Linked DNA regions of Mus musculus: region 1 is linked to region 2. A link is a contact called in ENCODE Hi-C or POLR2A ChIA-PET data. All regions are on one chromosome and are shown on one strand. The core of a region is the stretch at or near the end of the contact, and the rest is flanking DNA. Distances in the headings are between cores, read along the strand shown.

Evidence for each region. A loop is a pair of places that touch in the nucleus more often than their neighbours do. ChIA-PET counts read pairs that join two places held with the same protein, here RNA polymerase II (POLR2A).
Region 1: a loop to region 2 is called in a map of heart, with 2.1 times the contacts of the local background. The contact joins the enhancer-like site here to the promoter of Gadd45g in region 2. A Hi-C loop is called at or near these places in 4 of 37 maps with a recorded cell type or tissue (Patski, heart and left cerebral cortex). POLR2A ChIA-PET finds 5 or more read pairs at or near these places in 2 of 5 experiments (Patski and embryonic stem cell).

The regions. Positions count from the first base shown.
Region 1 is chr13:51,879,144-51,883,725 of GRCm38, forward strand. No RefSeq gene overlaps it. Among named protein-coding and RNA genes, the nearest start is that of Gadd45g, 35 kb to the left of the region's middle. Within about 2 kb of position 2,410, at least 2 of the 3 ENCODE cell types and tissues checked have a DNase peak (open chromatin) inside an H3K27ac peak, as active enhancers do; they include heart, where a contact is called at or near this core.
Region 2 is chr13:51,844,731-51,849,984 of GRCm38, forward strand. It overlaps Gadd45g (growth arrest and DNA-damage-inducible 45 gamma), which reads left to right and starts at 1,945. Exons shown (of 4, transcript NM_011817.2): 1 at 1,945-2,102; 2 at 2,622-2,723; 3 at 2,826-3,039; 4 at 3,139-3,745. The coding sequence starts at 2,050. The coding sequence ends at 3,249.

The sequences.
Region 1 (4,582 bases), core at 1,160-3,659, 35 kb after region 2:
TGAATAGGAGAGACAAGTGTAACTGAGCTCAGGAGCCCGGAGTTTCCTTTCCACAGTGTAGGAGGGAGTCCCCTCCCCTTCCCCTTTTGTTAGTGTTTGTTGTGGGAAGAAGGAGTGTGGGAAAGCTGCTGTGGTGGGGTTTTCAGGTGACACCTCCGTTGACAACAACAGAAGGGCAATATTTTCAGAAAAACAACCCAAGAGCCACAGCTCTGCAGGGAGAAGTAGTGTAGGGGTCACCCAGAGCCCTGCGCAGGGGCAAGAGGAATGCAGCTGCGGAGAGGGGCAACCCAGGAGCCCTTGGATGGGTCAGTTCTCACATGGTCTACCAGAGGCTGACTGTGCTGTTGTGGCCTTTTGCTCAGACCAAGGCCTGAGAGCTAAAGTTTAGGAAGGCAGGCTCATTGGGCTCACTGCTTCTGAGGTCTTGTTCTGGGGTTGGCCTGGGGCTTTGGTGAGGCCAAGCTTCACGGTATGAAGAATATATTGGAATACAGCTACCCACTTAATGTCAGCTGGGAAACAGAGATACCAAGAAAGGGTTGGGAACAATCATTCCTTTTCAAGGCATGCTCTCGCTGACCTACTTGCTCTAACTAGGGCCACCTCCTAACCTTGCTGTCATCTTCAGATGATGCCTTTGAGTCCATTACTAGATGAAACCACTATTCCTGCAAAGGCTCGTGTGATGTAGGCTGATTAATAGCTGATGGGCTTTTGAAATGTGATTGGACCATGAGGGCTCAGACCTAGTCAGTACATCTCTAGATGATGTATAACAGCTAATGCCAAGTACAGACTAGTCCTGCTATATAACCTACATATGGTCAATGCAGATACACCCTTCTTCCCCCTCCACCCCCCAATAATTTCAACCCAGGATCAGCTGAAGCTGTAGACGTGGACCTGTAGAAACAGCAGACTGACTATCTAGCAAGAGAAGTCTGCAGGGGGAAGGCAGTCATCAGAGCCTTTGCCATGCAGACCTGCATCTGCATGGAACAGTCACTGGGCCAGGGGGAGGATTGCCCTGGTTCACACATGGAGTAGCTGGTGTCCTCTTTTGAACTGACAGCTGCCATCAGCACCAGCAGCCAAGCCACGATGAATCCTCAGAGCTTCTCTGGGTACCCACGGACAGCAGCTCTAGGGGCGTGGCCAAATGATAGTGCAGAGCTGCATACTGGTGCCCATTGTTATCCCAGAACCTCCTGATGGCATACAGAACCTACTACACACATCTTCCTCTGTGGTTTAAGGAAGACCCACATGGCCAATGAGGGACAACGCACAGAGCTTCCCAGAGGTGAGTTGTCACCCTCTGAAGTGAGATTAGAGGTCATTCCTCTTCACTTTCACTTGACGCTCTCCATCCAGGGCTTCCAACGTACTTCACCACCGACCTATGGGACTCCATCGTCTTACCCACTGAACCACCTCCCTAGCCTTGTGTGGGCAGAGTTTTTATGTCCACTACTTCGATCAGATACCCAAAATCAAAGGAAGCTTATATCCTTTTCATTGACATATGAGAAGAGATTAGAACATAGTTTGAGTTTCAAAACCTGAAGGATGTTTCTCTGCCTGCTATGTCCTTTTGCATCCTGAACATTTGTTGCACCTCAGCACCAAGCACAGGCGCTATCTTGGGACTTTCCTGGTGGTCTACACCCGGGGAAAGGGCTTCAATCACCGTGCTCTGAGAGTTTAGCCTTGGCATACCAGAGGCCCAGGCATTGAAGGGTTGAGCTGAGGTGGCTCACCTATCCTGGCTCCAACCTTTTTGTCCTTGCAGTGTTCTCCATAGGACCTGGTAGAGAACAAGGCTGCAGTTCGTTGAGTGAATGGGCAAGCACGTGAGTGTGATCAGCTGCCGCCACGCTGAGCAAGACTTAAGGTCTTAGGCATCAGTAGGTGACATCAGAAACACTTACCAATGGGTTTGACTTTTGCTAGGGCATTGGGGAATCCCTGTAACTTATTTGACAGTGTCTGGAGATGTCCATGGGCATGATCCCAGGACAGTCCTGAAGGGTATAGTCAGGTTATAGACAACAGGGACAGGAGTCTCAGGTACTCTGCTTCTCACACTCAGACAACCTCCTCTTCTGCATGCCAGTGAGTAGGTGTGCACCCACAGGGCTCAGTTTATTCTCAGCCGAGTCTCCACCACTCCATGGCCATTTTTAGCTGCTAAGGAATTCCTTCCTGTTTAGTATCTCCCTCCCACTCAGAATCTCTTCCTTTCTAGCCACATGTGACTCTGTGGGCCCACAGAGGGATTGGTCTCTTCAGTGTGGAGGCTGGAACCTCAAGCTATAAGAAGGGATAAGAGCTCCCTGATATTAACCCAACCACGTGACCCCAGGACTCTTGCCAGGAGGTCAAAATGCAGGAAAAGGTGACTACAGCCTTCAGCACAAACTCTGCGGTCGGGGGTGGGGCAGGTGGCTGCAGGAAGGGCTGCCTTCCATGGAAGGGCCTGCCTGCAGCTGCTCTCTCATCCCAGGGCATGCCTTATCTCTAGTGTCCTGCTGTCTGGGGTCACAGTGGCCACTGTCTCATAAGCCTAGCCACACAGGGACAGATTCTGCTCCAATCATTTTTCATTGCGGTAGCACAGGCTCCTTTTCCGTCCCAGGCCAGCCTTACTTTCTAAGCAGTCCTGTTGCCACAGCTGCCATCTTTTTTAGGGTCTTGCAGGCAGCTTCACTTTTGGACCGACTGACCGTCCTCTCCCTGTAGACTCGGGCAGAGCCTTGGCTGGGAGGGGAAGTGAGTGGCTTTGAGGCCGGAGGTTTGTGACATTCCCTTTGGCTGCCTGAAATACTTTCTCGTCAGACTTCTTTCTCAAAGCAGCTGCTGCCTCACCCCACTCAGCCTTCCTTTCTTCCTCTTCTGAGGTCCTTACTACCCTGGCTCTCTCCATATTTGTCCTAGCTCTAGGGGAGTGAAGATCAGCCTATATCACCCTTGAGACCCAGGCCGATCCCTTTACAGAAGTGTAGAGATCCACTCTCCCAGCCTAAAAAAGCTTAGGTGGTAGGTCCTAAGATCGAGTCTGGGAGGTACTTAGTCCTATGAGTCTGGACTTTACCACCAAGATAATCTGCAGATGAGGCTCCTAGATCACTCTGGGGGTCATCCTCAAGTAGAGGCAGATTCTAGTCCTCTGCCATCCATCCTGTGCGCCCCCCTCCCCACTCATGTTTGCTCCTCTATGTGCCATCAAAGCCAGGAAGCTGGCTGTCGGAGAACATTAGCCTTTCCTGAGAAGGTGCTGGCACAAGGTCTGAGTTCCCAAGGCTGACCAGCTAGAGACTACTCAAGGCTGCTGGCAGGCACTGAAGACTCACTGACGATCTCCAAATTGACAGCTAGTCCCCCCTGGCTTTCTGGAAGGCAAGAGTCTGCTGCCTTGCTGGAGGTTGGACAGTAGAGGGCTTATGTTGATGTCCATCCAGTATCTGAATGCTATTGCTAGTTTTTTGGAAGGCTCCTGGGTCCTTTTCTGCTCACGTGCTATCATGGACATGTGGGCAGAAAAGGAGACGGTCACTCAGTTACCGAGGACACCCAGGGCAAGCATGCAGTCTTCTGCAGACAGAGTGTGAATATTTAAAGCCCTTCCCTCCCCAAACCTGGGATATTTTTCAAAAGACCATAAAAGCAGTGGGGGATGGGCTGTGGGGAAGGGGCGAAGAGCTCTTAGCTGGTGGTTCTGTCCTTTTCCTGTGGTCCAGTGGGAAAGGTCCTTGAGACTGTGTCCCTTGGGTTCTATCTTAGTGTCCTTTCTTTACTGTGATTAAAAAAAAAAACCCTACAAAAGCCATTGGAAGGAGAAAGGATGTTTGGCTCAGCGCTATGGATTGCAGTCAAAGATGGCGGGGAAGTCAGAACAGGAGTTTGAGGGAGCTGGGCCCAGTGCATCTGCCATCAAGAGGCTTCCTCATGTTCTGCTCATGGTCTCCTTTTTAGACAGTCCAGGATGCTGCCCAGGGCAACAGGGCCACCACATTATCCCAGTCTTCCTCCCTCATTAACCTAACCGAGATAATCTCCCACTCCCTGCCCAGAGGCCTGGCTCCCAGGTGACCTGGTGACTCTAGATTCTGTCAAGGTGACACCCAACCCTAGACTCTGAATCATATTGTTCCAGGGAAGCATCGCTTGCTTTTGTGTCAGTTCCAGTCACAGGGACAGAACAGGTCTCAGCTGCTTCCAAGCTCAGCACTTAGTAGGTCCTAGGCAGCACCTTTAAAGTCAGAGTGCTTTCTATAAGGTGCTGCAACTGCCTGTAACCACCCTGGAAGGATGAAGCTGTTGTACAGAGACACTTGTGGGTTTCCACCTCTGCTAACAGACTCTTGAAATACCGGTACCCAAAGAAATTAGAATTTCCCCAGGCGTCTCATGCTGAAGGAAGGAAAAGGCTGAAACCTGGTCTCAGCCAGAGGTGGATCTTGAGTCTCAGAAAGAGATTTTTACATAGTTCTGACAACCTGTCAAACTGAGTTCAGAGACGCTATAGTGAGTGGGACCACACCTTGACCAGGACAGTTTAGCTCTGCATATTTCTTCT
Region 2 (5,254 bases), core at 695-3,194:
GAGAAACCCTGTTTCCATCACTTAAAACGTATTTTAGTAGGAAGGGGTGTTAAGAATCTGAGAGACCTTGCAGAGGAACCACAGGGCCGACACCTGCAGTTCTCAATGCAGCCTCTGGGAGGCGCAAAACGCCGGCCCCTCGCCTAGCCTTTGGCGTTGGCAAACAAGCAGCTTCCCCTTGCAGCAAAAACGTCCTTTAAGGAGTTCAAAAATTAACACTGAATGATCTATATTCACCACCCACCTGGAGAACGCTCCAGTAGAAAGGAGAAAATCCACTCTCTCTCTCTCTCTCTCTCTCTCTCTCTCTCTCTCTCTCTCTTCTCTCTCTCTCTCTCTCTCTCTCTCTCTCTCTCTCTGTGTCTGTGTGTGTGTGTGTCTGTGTGTGTGTGTGTGTGTGGGTGGGTGTGTGGGTGTGTGTGAGTTTTGCCTCAGTCTGGCAAGCTTCATGAACGCCCTTTGCCCTATCCAGTCTCCCAGGCTTCACTCAAGAATCTCCAGAAGTCCCCTAGCACACTTTTCTGTGTTAGCACAGAGAGACGCAGACGCCCACAGTGTCGTGTTCTGCGGGCGAGCAGTCTGGAAGCCTGATGTGCAGGTCCCACGGGACAAACGATAAGTTCAGAAAGCTCTCAAGATCACTTCTAATTTTATTACGTTATCAGAAAAGAACCTCTTGAAGAAACATTTTTAAGTAGTTGAAATATTTCAAATTCTCATAAGACAAACGGATTCTTGGTCCTGGGTGGCAGGCTCCTTTCGGTCTCCAGGCCCGGGCGCCCGGTGCAGGCGTTACCCTGATTCTAAATGATGCGCATAATAGCACAGGGTTCTCGGTGCTTGGGGTGTCCCAGCTCAAACCCCCCTGAGAGGTCAACGCGAGGCAATATTTGGTGGGTGGATGAGAGGATCTGGATTTTTCTAGGTCGGCCGGTAGGCGGCGCCCTGGGAAAAACAATGTGGAACAGCCGAGTTCCCGGAGTCTGAACCCCGGAACCTCTGGGGTTTGGGGCACAGTAGCCTTGGTGTACAGCTCACTCTCGAGCTTAGCACGCGTGCATCAGAATCCCAGCAGTCAGAATAAGCCTAAGAGGTGCGCACCCAGTGGCGGGGGAGCGGCACGCTGCTCCGACCCCCACGCGCCGGGCAACCCCGCGACCCCGGCTCCCGACGGGGCTCGGCCCACCCCACCGGCGGCAGGTGGACAGTGTTGCTATGAAAGAGAAAGCGTCGATTGTCCCCACCGCGAACTGCCACACGCCAGACCTCCTCTTTTGTGTGCCCCGTATAGAAATGCAAACGAGCCGCGTGTGCCGGCAGCAATCTGCTGGTCCCTGCTGCCCGCGTCCCACAGCGATCTGCTAGGGGTAGGGGTGGGGGATGGGAGGGCTTAGACCTTGCAGCCGCGACCCCGAAAGGCGCAGAGTCCTGAGTCCCTAGTGGCAGCCTAGGCCTAATGTCAGCTGCAGTTGCAAACCTTTGACTTTAAGTTTCGGTTTCGATGTAACAACCCTATAAACTTCAAACTGAAAATTGAGGAAAAATTAGAAAGGTCGCAAAAAAAAAAAAAAAAAAAAGAGCAAAAAAAAAAAAAAAAAGAGGGGGCTTTTACATTCTCCAAGTGTGCATTCTACAAATTCCAGTATCGTATCAGCAAACAACGTACTTTTTTTTTAAACTTTTTCCTTTTAAGGACTTACAAAAAAAGAAAGGCGAGATGAAATCTGCAGGCTCCAGTCTGCCTGGTAACACCCTGACAAAAGCGGCAGATTTGAGGCTGTGTCATCCCCCGCACCCCTCCCCACGTGGCCTTCTGGCACGAGCCGCAGGCCTGCCGCCTCATTTGCATCAGAAAGCGGGCGCTGGCCAATGGGAGTGCAGCCTCCCGCCAGCTGGCGGCGGCGCGCCGAGCCTGTCTATAAAAGGGCTCTCCCGGCCCAGCCTGGCGCACTCGCTGGTGGTGGGCGCGCATCGGACTCTGGGAATCTTTACCTGCGCTCGGGTTCCCTCCGCACTCTTTTGGATAACTTGCTGTTCGTGGATCGCACAATGACTCTGGAAGAAGTCCGTGGCCAGGATACAGTTCCGGAAAGCACAGCCAGGTGGGTTTTGGGGTGCCGAGAGTTGGCCTTGTCTGGTAGTGGTCTTACAGGGTCCTCTAGGATAGAAGTTTGCAGGGTGGGAGCCGTGCACTGTCTGGCTGTGAGGTGCCGAGGCGCGGGACCAGAATTACTGCATTCGATTCGTGTCTAGAGCTAGAGTTTGGGGTGCCAGCACCTGATCGTAGTTGGGGAGCCTGATATACGGGCGCCAGATCAGAAGTAGGGAACTGGGAGTGCAGGCGCCAGGTCGAGACTGGGTGATGGGGAATGAGGGCGCCAGATCATGACTAGGGTGCCAGAGGTGTGGGCGTCAGGTCGGGACTGGGGATCCGGGTGTGTGGGCGCCAGGTCGGGACTGGGGATCCTGGTGTGTGGGCGCCAGGTTGGAGTTGGGAGGCAGGAATGCTGGCGCCAGGCAGGTCTAGGCTAAGGGGCCAGCTGGGACTTGGAGGTCAGGGCAGGGATCTCTCCGTCGCGTCCCCGTGCTGGTCCCCACTCACGGCGCTTGTTCTTTCACAGGATGCAGGGCGCCGGGAAAGCACTGCACGAACTTCTGCTGTCGGCGCAGCGCCAGGGCTGTCTGACCGCTGGCGTCTACGAGTCCGCCAAAGTCCTGAATGTGTGAGTGTAGAAAGGCCCCGCGTGCAGGGATTGGGGTTGGCGCGGCGCGGAGACCTGGGGGTGGCATCGACTCTGACCTTGTCCTTCCCATCTGCTCTGCAGGGACCCTGACAATGTGACCTTTTGCGTGCTGGCTGCCGATGAAGAAGATGAGGGCGACATAGCGCTGCAGATCCATTTCACGTTGATTCAGGCGTTCTGCTGTGAGAACGACATTGATATCGTGCGCGTGGGAGACGTGCAGAGGCTGGCGGCGATCGTGGGCGCCGACGAAGAGGGGGGCGCGCCGGGAGACCTGCATTGCATCCTCATTTCGGTGAGTGTCCCCCACTGTTTCCCTACGCCAGTCCCCCAAACCATCCTGGCCAACGACAAGCATGGCTGACCCATGTATTTTTTTTTTTTTTAAATTCAGAATCCTAATGAGGACACATGGAAGGACCCTGCCTTGGAGAAGCTCAGTTTGTTCTGCGAGGAGAGCCGCAGCTTCAACGACTGGGTGCCCAGCATCACCCTTCCCGAGTGACAGCCTGGCAGGGACCTTGGTCTGATCGACTTGGTGACACTCTAGCGCGCTGCTGGCTCTGGAGTGGCCCTCCGAGGGCGCTCGAGTGCGCGTGGAGACTGGCAGGCGATGTTGCCTGGAGAGCGAGGAGCGCGGCCTCCCAAGAAGGGGGTCTGGCGGCAGCGGGGACACCTTGTTCCGAGCCCAGGACTCTGCCAGTGTCCGGAGAGGCTGCTAGCACAGGAAGGCCTAGGCGAGGACGTTGGCCCCAGGGCCGGGAAGAACCGACCAGCGAGGCAGGTGTGACTCAGCAAGCAGCCTTCCAGTGAAAGGAGGGGAAAGAAAGGCAGGCGACCGCCTGGACTTGGTACAGCGGCAGGAGCGGCCACTGCAGGAGCGAGCTGGACTTAGCCGACTGCACTGCTCTTTCAAAAAACGGATCCCGGGCAATGCTTTCATTTTCTAAAGGACGCTATCGTGGAAGCTTTGAATATCACAATAAACTTATTGAAACAAACTTAATGCCTTTTTATTGAGGGTAGGGGATTCTAATGGGGAGGGGGCGGCGGTAAAGGATGTTTCACGGCACCTGGGACCACCTTTCTGTTGGGGCAAGAAACTGCAGCCTCCTGGGGCTGGCGGTGGGGGAGGGGGTGCAGGCGAGTAGTAAACGGGAGAACTTGGGCCAGAGTACTGTTTGAGCCTTTCAGGAAGATTTCAAACTTGCAAGACAGGAGCATACTTGATAAGGCATCCGGGTGCAGGAGCTCCAGGCTTGCAATCCAATTCGATAACAGTGACTTCTGCCTCCAGTACCTCCCCTCCCCCGCTCCGCCCCCTCCCCCCACCTTTGCCTCGACAGCTGCTTATCTGAACAGCTTGCGGGAGGCCCTGTGCCTTCCAATACAATGAGCTTGCCTCTGCAGCTCTGCCCTTGGTGCGGTGGCTGGGGATGGGGGCGGGTTGCTCTAGCTTTCAGGAACTTTCTCCTTTTAATTGCTCTGACAAAGCTACGCTACTAAAGTATTAATATCAAATATGACACCAGCGAGTTGCGTTCTCAGTATGAATCATCATTTTGTCACAGCCGTGATGGAAGTTACAGTATCTTAGCAGAAGTTGGAAGGCACCGTCTATTATAAATAGGAGTGAGCCAGTCTGAGTGGGGTGGGCATCTGCTAGTTCCTATTCTCAGGGCTTCTGCCCACCACATCAGTGAGGGCTGCTGCTCTCCACAATTCCTTTTAAAGTCGGAGGACAAACTCACCAGAGCCAAGATTATCTTTTGAGAAGGATCTGGGGGGTGGGGGAAACGTCCCAGTGAGAGGACTTTTTCTGTAGCTTAGTGCTTCTGGCTTTCACTGCGCATTCCAGGCCGTGCTGACGGATGGGGGGGGGGGGGGGGGGAAGCCCACGTGGGGCTTTCTTGCTGTCAGCTCTGCTGCCGGGCAGAGCTGGAGCCTTCGGGGAAGGGCGGGGTGGGGTGCTGTTTTTCTAAGAAGGCCATTGGGCTGATTTACCAGCAACGCTTAGGGAGGCTGGTTTGCCGGTTGAATGCCACTTAAAAAAAAAAAAAAACAAAACAAAAACGCCACAGCACATTCTGGAAGCCTGTGCAGGGCAACAGGAAAAGTGCAGGAGCGCGTGGACGCTTCCTGTAAGGAAAGGGTGCCCTTTCTGCTCCACACCGACTCTGCTGAAAGAATGCAGCCACGGTGGTGCCCAAAGAGCAGCGCTGTTTCGCTTGGGCGTTAAATTTTTTAGGTGGAGGAGCCTTTCAGTGGGGAAGTAGACCAGCATGCTGATAAAAATGACCTCTTGCCATAGTGTTCAGGAGAACACTGCAGGCTGGCAGACCCTTGTAGGCACCCTTGACTTGGCAGTCGGTAGGAAACTCGGCTTTCTCTGATTGGTCCTTACTTCTGCGGCCACCTGTTAGAGTTTTAGGAGACAAGAATTATGAGGAGGGCGTGGGGGTGGGGAGTAGGAATCCAGGGTTTGACGTCTAGAGGCTGGGAAGGGATGG